Linked DNA regions of Mus musculus: region 1 is linked to region 2. The links are chromatin contacts, found by Hi-C or POLR2A ChIA-PET in ENCODE. All regions are on one chromosome and are shown on one strand. Each heading gives the region's core, a stretch centred on a gene start or an enhancer-like site at or near the end of the contact. The rest is flanking DNA. Distances are from core to core; before and after follow the strand shown.

Region 1 (6,795 bases), core at 2,248-4,747, 1.4 Mb before region 2:
ATGAAGTCATTGTTTTTAACAGCTGAGTAGTACTCCATTGTGTAAATGTACCACATTTTCTGTATCCATTCCTCTGTTGAAGGACATCTAGGTTGTTTCCAGCTTCTGACTATTATAAATATGGCTGATATGAACATAGTGGAGCGTGTGTCCTTGCTATATGTTATGTGATCTATTTTTGAGAAAAAAAATCAAGAGCTATTCCTAGAGTCTAGTATTTTTCTGTGGGATGGTATGAAGGCCTCAGTCTCTTTTGGGTTGAGATTTTAAAGTTTCATGTATTATTATTATCATTATCATCATCATCATCCTAATGCAACTAAAGTATGAAAAGTACTATTTGATTTCTCTACTAATTTTTGCTATGAAAACAAGAGAAACAGGAACAATTTCTTTCAGCCTCTCTTTATTTCTCTTTCCATCTTACAATCAATCCAGTAACTTTAATAATAAACAGTAGAAATCATGGCATATACAAAACATTGCCTAAGCGAATACATCATGAGCCTGTGTCTCAGAATGGTTTGCTAGAGGAAGTGTGTTTCATTAAAAAAGTCCATTTTCTGGTATTGCCTTTTTGATTTGGACTCCTAGATGCTCTACATTTAAGGCAATCTTAATATTTTTTTGTCTCTTGCTAACAAGAGTGATCTGTCATAATGAGCAGAGCAGACACTGCCCATTTGATCTACTCGAGAGAGCTGTCTATTTGATACAGAGCAAATCACCTCAATTCCTTTGTGGAATGAATGGAGTACAAATAAAAAAGACAGAAGAATAAAAATAAATGTAGTCAGTTCTTTCTGAAGGCAACAAAGTATTGAAACATTTAGAGCCTCTTAATAAAACATGTGAGAAGACAGAACATTCTGTAGGACAAGACTAAAGGAAGGGATAATCCTTCCTAACACAGACTGCCTATGCAATAGTTTCTTATTTAGAAAAGTGGATTAGCTTGTAGTTTATTAACAGTTCTTAATTCTTTCAAGTCGGAAGAATGAAATTCATTTTTAACTCCACAAGAGAGAATTCTAATTTTCAGCACTCTTTTTTTTTTCTAATAACTTATCACATTGCTCATCTGGGTAGGGACTTTGGATTCCATTTTGATTAAACAGACACTTTGGAGATGTCTTTTTTGTTATCATTATGCATGTTTTACTTATTAAGCTTTTGTTTTTGCTGTTTTGTAAGATATAGGTACCTATAGATTTCAATTTTCCTTTTTAAAATCAATGTTTTATATCATCTCTTTGAGAATGACATAAATGTCATAGTACAATCTGAAAAACACAGGTATGTACTCACTTGGTACTGCTAACTGTACATGCTAAGCACATGCTCTGATGCTCTGTGCTGTCCCCCAGCCCTGACACTTTTTGATGAAATATTAATAGAACTATTTTATTCTAGTTGAAGATGACACTTATTACAAATTTTACTTTGTTAAGAGTTAGGAAACAGTAGTAATATAGTTCTCAAAACCAAAATTAAATTAAATGCTGTTTTCCATTTAATCCGAATTTCTTTGGTAGGACTTTAGGCTCCACATTTTAGTAGCTTCTCTCTGTGATTCTAAGGCCGACTAAAGTATAAAGAACATTGGTCTAAAGAAAGCTGGAGGGGAAAAAAAAGCTGGGATAGTGGCACATGCCTTTAATCTCAGCACTCATTGAGGTAAAAGCAGGTGGTGCTCTGTGAGTTCAAGGACAGCCTGGTCTAGTGAGTTCTAAGACAGAGAGACCCTGTCTTGAAAACAAAACAATAAATAGATAAATGGAGAAGAAGAGGAAGAGGAAGAGGGGGAGAGGGAGAAGAACAAGAAGAAGAAGGAGGAGGAGAAAGCTGCAGGGTACATGTGTTGGCATTTAGTCTAGGCTCCGCCTCACAGTTAGCTGGCAACAGTCAGGTGTGCCTGACTCACTATAAAAGGGGCTGCTTGCCCCCCTTCTCTCTCCCTCTCTCTCTTGCTCCCTTCTCTTCTATTGCTCCTGCTCCTTACCCTCTCTCTCCATGCCCCTCCCTGTGCTCTCCACATGCTTATTGCCTGCCTCTCCTCCCCTCCCCTCCCCTCCCCTCTCCTCTCCTCTCCTCTCCTCTCCTCTCCTCTCCTCTCCTTTCCTCTCCTGTCTTCTCCCCTCCTCTCCCCCTCTCTCTGCTTTTCTCTGTCTCCACTCAATTCCCCTCCCCATGCCCAAAATATTCTATACTATACTTTCCTGTGCTGGTATCTCAGCATGTCTCACAGAGACACCCCCTTCCCCCACACCATACTGTGCCTCCTACAAACATACTCCTGATTGGAGCTTTGACACAACATTCTGAGCACAACTTAGGAGAAATAAGAACAAACAAACCACTGTTTGTTTCTACCAATGTAGGTAGGTGATATTCAGATGTCATTTTGAAAATGATGTGCCTGGCAAAGGAAAGTGGAAGGTGCAACTTGATGTGTATCATTAGCCACCTTTCCAAGCATATTTTTAACTAAATACACACTTTACATTCAAAATGTTTTCCCTTGTCAGTTCCTCTCTGAAGACTCGTATCATCCTCTTTTGTATTTAAGTAGCTCTGGTAGCGTCATCTACATGACAAATATGTCTACACAGTAGGTTTTAATGGATTGTAAAGGTTGATGGCACTTGAATGTAATTATCATTTCTACACACACACACACACACACACACCACCCATTTTAAAGACTAAAGGACCCAGAACTTTTTGGATTTTAAGTGTAAACGTGTAATATTGAAAGACTCAACCTTTGCTGACTAGATTGAAGTAAATTTTATATTTTCCCTGTTCTAACCACTATTTGCAATTAAAAAATACTTAGAGCGGGCAACGGTACAGGTGGCTTTCTGGCACATTTCAGGTGCCTGACCCTAAAAGGATATTATCTAGAACTAATTCCGTCAGAGCGAGAGAAATCAACCACACCAAGAATAAGTAGGAAAGTAATGTCAGCGCCAATCAGAACGCTCCGCCGTTTTAGGACTAAGACTCTCAGGAAGGATTGGCGGAAAATGGGACTCCGTTACCTTCATCTAGTGGGACAAAGAAAGCCATGCTAGTTGGGGGGTAATGGTAGAAACTTCTTGGTGGGTTACCAGACGGGGGTTTAAACCTTGGTGGAAAAGACCAGTATTTAGATGACCCCTTAAAGGGAAAGTGCGTAAGCCTTGCGGAGGCTTTATTTTCCGGAATCCTGGAGAAAGAGAGGTGTGGCTGACATACCAGTAACGAAAATGGCGCGGACGAGCTTCAAGGGCCGGTCAGGTGACACAGCTCCAATTCGCTCCCTTCCTTCGGAGGCCTCGCCTCCTGCTCGCTTCCGCGTATGGGCGTGGCCTTCCCGGCTGTGTGTGGGCGTGGTCTACCCGGAGGCGCTTTCTTCGGACAGTCAGAAAGCAAGGTCTACGCAAGCGCAGTCAGGTTTTAAGGCCGGTCTCCCCGCCCCTTCACCCATAGCCCCGCCCAATTCTCCCGGGCGGGGAGGGGGCAGGGCCCGGCGTCCAGCGACCGCTGGCTGGAGAGCTAGTGACTTCCTTGTTGGCAGTCTCGGACGGGCCGTGTCCGGAGTCGTAGCCTCTCGGTGCTTACTCGGACCGCTATTGCGAGTCTAGGTCCAAGCCATTATCATGCCCAACCCCAGCTGTACCTCTTCTCCCGGCCCTCTCCCTGAGGAAATTAGGAACCTGTTGGCAGGTAAAGAGCGGGAAGGGGGCGGTGACGCTAGGGGCGGGGGCGCGGGGACGGCGAGCCGACAGGGACAGAAGCGCTTAGCCCTCACCCTATGCGGACGGTGGGGGGCGGGCCGTATAGGGGGACTGGGATGTCGGGACTAGAAGGGAGTGGGCGTGTATGCTGAAATGTGCTGATCCTCCCTGGACAGCCGGACAGTTATGCGTTTCATGAAGACCGGAATGTGAGGGCGGGAGATGGACAGCAAATGTTGATGAATGCATGTTTGAGAACTGCGAAAGCAGAAGTCCAAGCACTAGGTCCTGCCTGGGTGGCCTGGCCAGTAAGGATGCAGGTGCATCTGCAGGGCCGCAGGTGTTGGGAGTTAGGAGGCCAAAAGGCACTATTTCCAACCCCACCCCCATTTTCTTGAACAGTCAGGCCAAACATGTTTATAGTTTTGAAGGGTGCCCGATTTTCAAATAGCCACTATTTCTAAAGCCTCAGTAACTATTAAAAGTGAAAAAGGAAGGCTGTGTTAAAACTCCTACTTCCTGTATCATGTGATCAAGGAACTTCATCTTTGCAACCTCATCTTCCCCTTTTTGGTTTTACATTCCCATTTATAGGAACTTACTTGTAGGAGTTGAAATGCGGTTCCTCAGTTCCTCAGTTAGGTCAGTAATGTCTGGAGGTGTGTAGTTCCACTAAGCATCAAGAAAAGCTCGATAGTTCTGCACAAAATAAAAAATACATCTTTTTAGAGTATCACAAGTCTCACCTATCCTGATGGTCTTAGATACCACCATATACTTTGTCTTGTAGATGCTAACATCTGGAAATGGAATAATTTTAGTTTGGTTGTCTCTAAAACATTCCTTTCAATATAGATCATGGATTAAAAAGTTTCGCTTAGATGCCTGTGCTGTTAACTGTGTGTTTTAATCGTTAAAAACAATGTCCTCTAAAAGGTACATTTGAACTAGTAAGTTACAGTTGCAACAGTATGAGACCAAGCATCATAGAATACCTTGTTAAGCTGTTGGGTTGTTTGCATTATGTGTGGATGGAGACTTGTGTTTGTATGAACATGATGCAGGGTGAGGGTGTGCTATGTCACTCTGAGAAATGCTTCTCATCATTCATGGATAGCACTAAGAGAAATGATGAAAGAACTGTCGATGCTGATTTAAGGAAATGTTTTAGTTTCTTATATGAGAGCTTAGAGGAGTACCAGTTTGGTCTCATTACAGTTAACATTTTATGGGGTGGCGGGAGGGGCAATGCAGGAATTGCATGTTTAGAAAAATATCTTAATAATTAGATCAGAAAAATGTTTTGTTCCAGAAATGTCATCGTTTTTAGGTTGTCCATATTTGTAATTAAAAAAAATAACAACCCGGTTTTGCTTCTAAAGCTTGGACCCACAGTCACTCTTCCAACATCCTATGTTGTATGACTACAACAGCCGTCACCCACTGACCCTCACAGATTACAGACTGTTTTCGCTCTCTCCTGTATCCTGTAAAGAGAGCAGGATTATACATTTACCTGCTAATCCTAACTTCCTGTGTAGTTCTGCCATCTTTTAAATTAGAGGTTGGACTAGCATAATGTTTGAAATTAGTTTTTTCTAAAATACATGAGGGATTAGAAACAAATATCAAAATAATAACTTTGCAGATTACAAGTTAGCTTTACATTTTATTCTTAGGAGATGTTTTTAGCTCGTGGGTGTGATCTATGGTAAAGGAATAGAGGAAAGTGAGCTAGTCTTCATGGCTTAAAACAACGTTAAACAAGCTTTCAAAGAAAGTTGTTAAGATTTTTTGTGTAATTAACATCCTTAGAGGCTCTCAGTAGTCACTTGTCCCTTGAATCTTCTGGGGAGGCAGGATGACGGCAAGTCCATCACTCAGGTGTTCTTGGGAGAAAGTGCATGGTACAATTTAGAAGTATAAAGTTATAACAAAGTGATTGCATTGACTTGGATTTTAGAGGTATTGCTGTCATAGCTCTATGGTATATAGATATAAAGATAGTGCGTTCTTTTTTAAATTGAAGAAGAGATATGGATCCTGGTAGCTGTAAGCAGTCAAGGCTCTTAAAATGCATGGCACAGTGTGAATTAGTTAGAAACCAACCTTTACAGGAGTTTCAAGTCCTTTGCTTTTACAAGAAAGAAAATAATCTCACTTTATGTTTCCTATGCTCGTCATGTAAATCATCAGATGCCACACAAGTGTTTGCTGAGATAGGTGCTCAAATTTATGGTTTTTTGTAATCATGATTTTTCTTTGTCATTGTTTGGCTTTTTGATTACAGTAGCTTTTCACTACCATTTCAATATTTGTCCTCTTTTCATGCCTTTCCTTTAAAAAAGTAACTGAATGGAAATGCAAAAATAAAGTTACTACTCCCAACTCTTAGTTAGTAATATCCTTGAAAGAATGACAGTATAATAGTTTGAACAGTTATATTTTTTATGGAATCAATGTACTAAAAATTAAATGCCTTTATTTTTTTAAAAAATAAATGTTAAATTATTCCTTTTTAGTACAGTTTATATAAAATTTTGTTGAATCAACCTTTGACACCCCCCACTCTCAAACAATGAAAGAACAGGTTTATCCTGGATAATTCAAACCAAAGGATAGCCCCAAGCCTTGGCCATTTAATCTTACCTTATACCCAAATATTTTGACTAGAACTAATAGCAAGCATGGCCTTGATTTATGTGGGCGCTCCTCTGGCAGGCAGAAGGTGAACAGCCCTGGGAGTGCTGCCTGCTGCCTGCAGCGCTTGCTGGTCTAATCACCCTGGAAGGACGGGGCTGCTAGGAGTTCGCAATCAGATATTTGCACTCATTTTCATCCATTCATATCATATCAACAGATTTTAAGCGGGAAGTGTTACCTTTTTAATAAATTAGAAAATGAAACCACTGTTAGAAGAAAATAACCGTTGGGGCACTGAAAAATTAAAACCAAATTGAACAAGCCATAAGAAAGTGACTATATGGTTTTAGCAAGGTGACCTTGAGATTTGTTCAGATGGCAGTTTTGGTTAGAAATATTGCCTTTTCCCCCTACTGGGGATTTCCAGGAC
Region 2 (7,502 bases), core at 622-3,121:
TTACAACTCTTACCAGCCACTCTCCTTCCCAAAGGATAAGAATAGATAGAGCAATGGCTTTGAGATAGGGTTGGGATGCCGAGTCTTTTAAATTCAGACTCCATTTTAGAGAACCTGACCTAAGTTTGAACTCAGGTAAACTAACAGGCTGGTACCTAGCATTAGTTTCCAAGTTGCCCCCCAAAAGAAACCCAAGCCAAAACCAAACACTCCCCTCCCCCACATACACACATAAAACACAAACAAGAGCAACTCACAGCCAACTCGTTTATAAACGAAAAATGGTATCTTCTGTTCCACAAAGAAACGATATTGAGAGAACAATGACTTCAGTAAGAACTACTTTTTCTTTGGAGAAATAAGGAAGGCAGTATCAGGACTTGATTTAAGGACATATTGAATGTCTACAGATTTGCTACATCAGGTCTTTAAAAACTTTAAGAGTTTGATAAATAAGCCTATATACAAATAACTTAAAATAAACCTACATAAGGACTAAGTCTAAATGCTGAACGAGTACCCCCAAAAGCTAGGACAGTTTAATAACAATGAAAATACATCAGACCTCCTTATCTATGGTTCCCATATCCATGTCTTCAGAAATCAGCAGATCACATCACATACTATGTAGTTAGGCTTACAATATTCTCACCAATACAGAATGACTAGCGTTTTTGTCATTTTCCCTAAGTGACACCATACAGCACTGCATTTGGCAGTATAAGTTATAATCTAGAAATTATTTAAATATTGGGGAGATTGTGTAGATTATATACAAATATTACATCATTTCATGTGAAGGACTTAAACACCCATGGAATTCTGTATGGGTTCTGGGGATTGTTCTGGAATCAACTATCCCTGGGAATACCTAACAACTATACTCACACAAACTGACATCTTTGAGCAGATAGGACCAGTGGCTGGAAAGAGATCTATTGAGACTTTAGACCAGCCTTCTAACATCTCATGTTAATCTGATGGCGGAAGGAAAAGTGGTAGAATATAAACAAGCTCAACCAGAATATGTGAGTTCATACTGAGAAGGGCCCGGCACACACCAGGCATCTATAAACACACGATAAACTATGTCAAGGCTAGACAGAACATAGGGAATGGACCGACATTCATCTGAATTTGGGAGAGGGGAGTAATGAAGAAAACGTCCAGTGGCAGAATTTAAAGTGTCTGTGAGTTCGTTTTGAAGTACACCAGGAAAGTATGCTAAGGAGACTTCCATTTCCAATATGGTCAGAAGGGATGCCAAGTCTAGCGGATTCCCGGGAATCCTCTACTCAGGCGAATCCTGCTTCTCCCTTAAAGCTTGCCTGCACACCCTCCTCGTTTTCTACAAACACTAGGGGAAGAAAACAGGGACTCTGGGTAAGATGTGATCCTGTCTGCCACTTGTGCGTACCTTCCCCAGCTTTGAGGCTCTCACTGGGAGAGCAGGAAGATGGTTTAACAGAGTAAAGGTCACCAGCAGGCGTCCACTGCGAGGCCAGTGCAGTTGCGCCAGCCAGGAAGCCTTGACCAAGCCTGGGTAAAGGTCGCCAGCACACCGGCCGGCAGTCTCAGCACTCCCCGTGGGCGGAGGCCGAAGGAGTCCTAGGGCCGGGCGTTACCTGAGCCGAGCCACACCCGGATCCCAAGGGAGCATCGGCCCCGCTACTTGCCCTCGCCATCTCGCAGGCCAGAGGGTGACGTCACGCACGTCCACGCCTTACGTCCTAAGGCCTGTCGTAAGTGTCGGGCAAACGAGGCCTCTGAAGGAAGGGCGCCCTCTGGGCACATCCTACCATGCTAGCTCGCATGCGCGCGCACAAACCTGTCCTGGAGCCAATGAGGTGCGGTTACGTCACGGCGCAGCAGACGGCGCTACCGCACGTCGGGCCGCGGACGGGCGGAACAAGTGTGGTTGCACCGACACCGGTACATAGGCGCGGGCCGGCGTGTCCTTGGGCTAGAGCGCGGGACGTCTGTCTTCGAGTCCGAACGTTCGTGGTGTTGACCAGCCCGGAACGGTGAGCGCGCGACGGGGATGCGGACCGGGAACGGGGCGAGGAGGCCGGGGCAGGCCTAACCTACAAAGCCATGCAGAACTGTGGCACGGCTGGAGGCGGCGTGGGTGTAGGACCGGGGCCCGGAGTTCTAGAAGGAACTCGCCCGCCGCCCCTTCTGAGAGCAGAAGCTGCTGTTCCTTCAGGACTGGGCCAGTTCTTTTCCTGATTAAGCATCTGGGAGGGTGGGTTTGTAAAGTCGTAGTCACCCCTGGGATCTCAACGTGAGAGTGAGACGGTTCCTTCCCCAGTCCTCCCTCGCCTTCCCGTGCCGGACTAAAGCAAGAGAGAAGAGACTTAACCTCCTAATGAGACCGGAGCAGGCGGAAGCACTTAGGATCACCCCCAGCCTCCCTTATCTTTGGAAGTGACTTTAATCGGCAGCACTGACAGCAGTTTAGCATTCTGAAATGTTAAGAGTTGTAGTGGTTTTGCTTTAATGAGTCCGGTTTCATATTTGTGACTTTTTGACCTTGCCTTCTTCGGAAACTGGGGTTTGAGCTGTGGGTTTCCATTTCCCTTGGCATGGACCTGTCTTGAGCACAGACTTGCTTTAAAGGAGAGTCTCCTAGGTGATGTATTTGCTATTGAAGAATATTGCAAGTGGACTGAGTTAGCACCCTGCCTGGTGTTAAGAGGACATAAGAATAGCGGTTTGAATGGTCATTGGGATCCGTAGTACGTTTTACTGTTGGATCTTTTCCCTTTTAGAATTAAAAATGGGTGATGTTGAAAAAGGCAAGAAGATTTTTGTTCAGAAGTGTGCCCAGTGCCACACTGTGGAAAAGGGAGGCAAGCATAAGACTGGACCAAATCTCCACGGTCTGTTCGGGCGGAAGACAGGCCAGGCTGCTGGATTCTCTTACACAGATGCCAACAAGAACAAAGGTAACGGGGGGAGCTGCTGTCAGCCACAGCACAGGTTGCTTGGGTTAACCAGTGCAGAATTACCAGGTGTGTAAAACACTTAACCTCTGCATCTCTTTCTGTTTAGGCATCACCTGGGGAGAGGATACCCTGATGGAGTATTTGGAGAATCCCAAAAAGTACATCCCTGGAACAAAAATGATCTTCGCTGGAATTAAGAAGAAGGGAGAAAGGGCAGACCTAATAGCTTATCTTAAAAAGGCTACTAATGAGTAATTCCACTGCCTTATTTATTACAAAACAAATGTCTCATGGCTTTTAATGTACACCATAATTTAATTCACACACCAAATTCAGATCATGAATGGCTAGCAATGTTTTTGTTGGACAGTCCTGATTTAAGTAAAACTGACTTGTCATAAAGTGGGTACGGTCTTTATTAAAGCAACAGTTCCAGTTGTATACATGCTACCACGGCTCTCCCTTTCTCAAGATAAGATTGGACTTAATTAGCAATGTTTTACTTTCCATAAATAGGGGCATGTCACCTCAAACCTACTAAATGGTTTTATACTTAGATTTATATAACTGGGCATATGAATATGCTTAAACACTGGGAAAATTCTATCACTGTCTCAGAAACAAGAAGACTCAAATGTGTTTCAGTTTGTGTTCACTGGCCTCTTTCAGGTCATGGCTAACCACCAGGAGGCAACTGTCTATTCTTGACAGTGCAGTTTTAATTAGAATTCCCTACATCAAGGATGTTGCCTTTTACTATTGAAAGGCATTTACTGTGGTTTATGTATGATATCAAATAAAGAGTATTTAACACTTCTTTATAGTTGATCTGCAAATTAAAATGCTTTTAGAAACAAGCAAGTTAGGCCTTTTAAATTCTCTATTTTCTAAGACTAAGTTGTAAATCAGAATTGTCCTTAAATACCCACTCAGAAACACACATAACTGGAATTCGATTAGGAATGGCACTCTTTGCTAACTTACTAGATGGAAAGATGGAAATAAAGGAAATAGTTTGTATCAGCAGAAAGAAGATAATTAAAACAACCACAGATCGTGATCCTTTGATTGTGCTTTGTTTAATGACAGTTAACATATCTTTAGTTGTTTAAATGTTCCCTGGTATAAAGCCATGGTCTAGTGAAGGTACTAGGTGCTCTTACCTTGATATCTCGGGCAACTCCGACTACAGCCACGCTTTACCCTTCGTTCTTTGGCCAGAATGAGATCTATAAAGGTGAATAATTATGTATTAGCTGAGTGGTCCTAAATTTTATAGAGAATGGCAGGGAAATGAGTGATAGTGGTGTCTTTGTGGGGGTGAAAAGGCTGGAGAAAGACCTCATCGTGACTTCAGACGTGTAGAAGATGATTAACTGGGCCTCAGGTCAGAGGCAGCACTTTGTGACAAATCTTACTTTATACAAGAAATTGAGGACAATCTGGAAACAAGTTTGGAAAGTTTTCTGTAATTTGGAGTTTTGGGCTGATGGGTAGGAATTTTTTTTTTGTTGTTTTGGACCTATTTTGTATGTATGGGTGTTTTCTCTGCATGTATATCTGTGCACTACACTTGAAGGCCAACCCAGGGTGTTGGATTCCTTGGGACTGGTGTTACAGCGGGATCTGCAGTGGGCGCAGTCCAGGCTGAGTCCTCTGGAAGAACAGCCAGTGCTCTTGAGTCCTCTCCAGCCCTGATAAGCTTTTTACTTTGTAGGTCCTTCAGAGATAGCTTTGTAATAACACTTGATGAGTCCCAAGTTTTTGTAACAACTTTCCAGGGCACATTTTAACTAATGTGTAAAGAAATAAAGCCCTGGAATTGCCGGGTGGTGTTGGCATACACCTTTAATCCCAGCACTTGGGAGGCAGAGGCAGGTGGATTTCTGAGTTCAAGGCCAGCCTGGTCTATAGAGTGAGTTCCAGGACAGCCTGGGCTACACAGAGAAACCCTGTCTCAAAAAAACAAAAAATAAAAATAAAGCCCTGGACTTGTTTTCTTATATTCTGGAAATGATAGAAAAAAAAAGTCATAATAAGCCGTTGAGATGAATATATAGACATTTGGCTTAAGATTTTATAACATTGGGCTTTCAATATAAATTCAAAGGGGCCTCGTTAGTGCAGCAGGTTGTGTGAGTCCTATAGTTTATAAACTCAGATTCTGTAACCCAGAAGTGGTGAAGCCATGATGACTTATTTCCTGACAGGCAACCTTTTCTGGGAGCCCAAGTAAAGGGTCCCTACTGATGACCAAACTTAGAGTTGTTATTTCTGTATCTATACCTAATACATCATCTAAGGCCTGTGTTACACAGATGGAACCTCCTGTGTTCTAAGGCTAGACTCAAGTAAGATACCCAGTGATGGAGAAGGTAAACCTGTGAGATGCAGAAAGGGGACAGTCTCTGTACACTGATTTTACAAGTCAGGAAGTGGGACCACTCTAGCTGATCTGCTTGCTCTTAGTTGCTTTGTAGGTGGCTAGTTCAGTGATACCATAAAGGAAAATCAGATGAATTTCTTCTCAGTTCCACCTGCATTCAGAATGCTTAGAAAAGCTCTACCCCATAGTCCTTCCTGTAATGGATCTTTTAGACATACTTGTCCATTACCCTGGTGTGGCTTTCAAACCCATGAAGTACATGTGGGTTGATGAAGTAGCTAATGGCTGCTGTATTTATGGCATTGACCTAGAACTAGTACCAGCCAGTTTAAGCACTTGCCTTCTGAGAATCTAGAATTAATGCACATAAAATTCTGATGCCTTTCTGAACACTGATTTAGACAATCCCTTTGATTTTACCATGCTTCATCTGTTGAGTTTAAGTTGTCTTTTTTAGGTGGGCAGGGGCACCATCTGTCTTCCGTTACACTTACATATTCATTTTAACCACTGAAGATTGCTAAATAAAGGACATGTCGGAGTACACACTCGCTGTCCAGGAAAACGGTCCTTAACAGACTTTTTACAGCTACATAGTCTTAGATGACATCATGTTAGTCAAATTCAGAAGTAAGCTGAAACCAATTCATTTCTAGGGATATCTCTTCCAGCTTCCTATTGTTAAAATATTTTGAAAGCCAAAGAATAGGCCCTGGATGAGAGCTGCGTAAATCATCCAGGTGAACTCATGCTTACTAGCATGTGAGTACACCCAGAACTCCTGTTTCCTGATGAAGCGTTGAAGCATTACTGAAGTACACACTGACCCTTGGCTGCATTCGTTAGTTTAGTAAAACATCAAGTATTAAGTTTAGAATTAATAATTGGGTTCTACATTATTTTGTTTGGGAATCTACTGTGCTTGAAAAACTGTCCTAAACTCTTACTCACAGAAAACTTAGGTTTACTATATACCTGTATTCTCAGAGAATTAACACAGTGGCTCATTGGCACTCTCCTGTCTTATCAATATAGCATACAGCTTATCATTCATAAGGACGACACATGACCAATGTGTAATGGCACTGAGTTCTTAGAAGTAGGCTGACTTCAATTGTTAGAATTTTGTTTTTTGGGTTTTTTTTTTTTTTTAAGATTTATTTTTTATTTATGAGTACACTGCAGCTGTCTTCAGACACACACCAGAAGAGGGCATCAGATCCCATTACAGATGGTTGGGAGCCACCTTGTGGTTGCTGGGAATTGAACTCAGAACCTCTGGAAGAGCAGTCAGTGCTCTTAACCATTGAGCCATCTCTCCAGCCCCGAGAATTTTGTTTTAATGACTTTGTTTCTAATCACATTATTGACATCTCAATGTGCTGATCCTTGGGAAGATTGTAACATGTTTTACAACCCAACTGACACAAATGAAGCTAACTGAGCCAGGCATATGTAGCTGAAGAGCATCATAGATGAAACCAGAACCCAAGGAACATGGTCAAAATTTCCTATTCTGGATTGATCACATGGCTTAGTGGGTAAAAGGCACCTAGCTGCTTTCAATTTGTTTTGTTTCAATTTTTTGTTTCTGGAGACAGGGTTTCTCTGTATAGCCCTGGCTGTCCTGGAACTCACTCTGTAAAACAGGCTGGCCTTGAACTCAGAAATCTACCTGCCTCTGCCTCCCAAATGCTGATTAAAGGCGTGTGCCACCACCGCCCGGCTGCTTTCAATCTTAATAACAGGAGTTCAATCCCAAGAGTCCATATAATTGAAGGAAAGAACTGACTGCATATTGCCCTCTGACCGCCACACATGCTGCGGTACGCACAATAAGTAAGATTGCTTTTTGTTTCCTGTTCACTAGAAATTCAGCCATATTCCACAGTAGGCTCATATTTAATAGGCTCATATTTAACATTGAGTTAGTGTTTTTGACATTTATTAGGTCTATAGCTTGAACTGCGAAATTAGAGGAAGAACCATTGGACTAAATTATTGTATTATTTGAGGTATAACTGTAGAAAATGCTGGGCTGGGGACTAAAACTGTTTAGAGTACTATGTCAATACACATCAGAGTCCAACCTCACCCCCAATAGAAAGTGAAACCCTACTGGATGAATCACATTTCCTTTCAGTGTTGTCTACAGCTGGTTTCATGTT

What was found. Hi-C counts contacts between places; a loop is a spot of excess contacts on that map. ChIA-PET counts read pairs that join two places held with the same protein, here RNA polymerase II (POLR2A).
Region 1: a loop to region 2 is called in a map of heart, with 6 times the contacts of the local background. The contact joins the promoter of Skap2 here to the promoter of Cycs in region 2. A Hi-C loop is called at or near these places in 1 of 37 maps with a recorded cell type or tissue (heart). POLR2A ChIA-PET finds 5 or more read pairs at or near these places in 1 of 5 experiments (embryonic stem cell).

What each region holds. Positions count from the first base shown.
Region 1 is chr6:52,009,251-52,016,045 of GRCm38, reverse strand. Skap2 (src family associated phosphoprotein 2) reads left to right here and starts at 3,497. Exons shown (of 13, transcript NM_018773.2): 1 at 3,497-3,711. The coding sequence starts at 3,645.
Region 2 is chr6:50,560,938-50,568,439 of GRCm38, reverse strand. Cycs (cytochrome c, somatic) reads left to right here and starts at 1,871. Exons shown (of 3, transcript NM_007808.5): 1 at 1,871-2,024; 2 at 2,772-2,948; 3 at 3,055-5,877. The coding sequence starts at 2,780. The coding sequence ends at 3,203. 5430402O13Rik (RIKEN cDNA 5430402O13 gene) reads right to left here and starts at 1,797. Exons shown (of 3, transcript NR_027892.1): 1 at 1,418-1,797.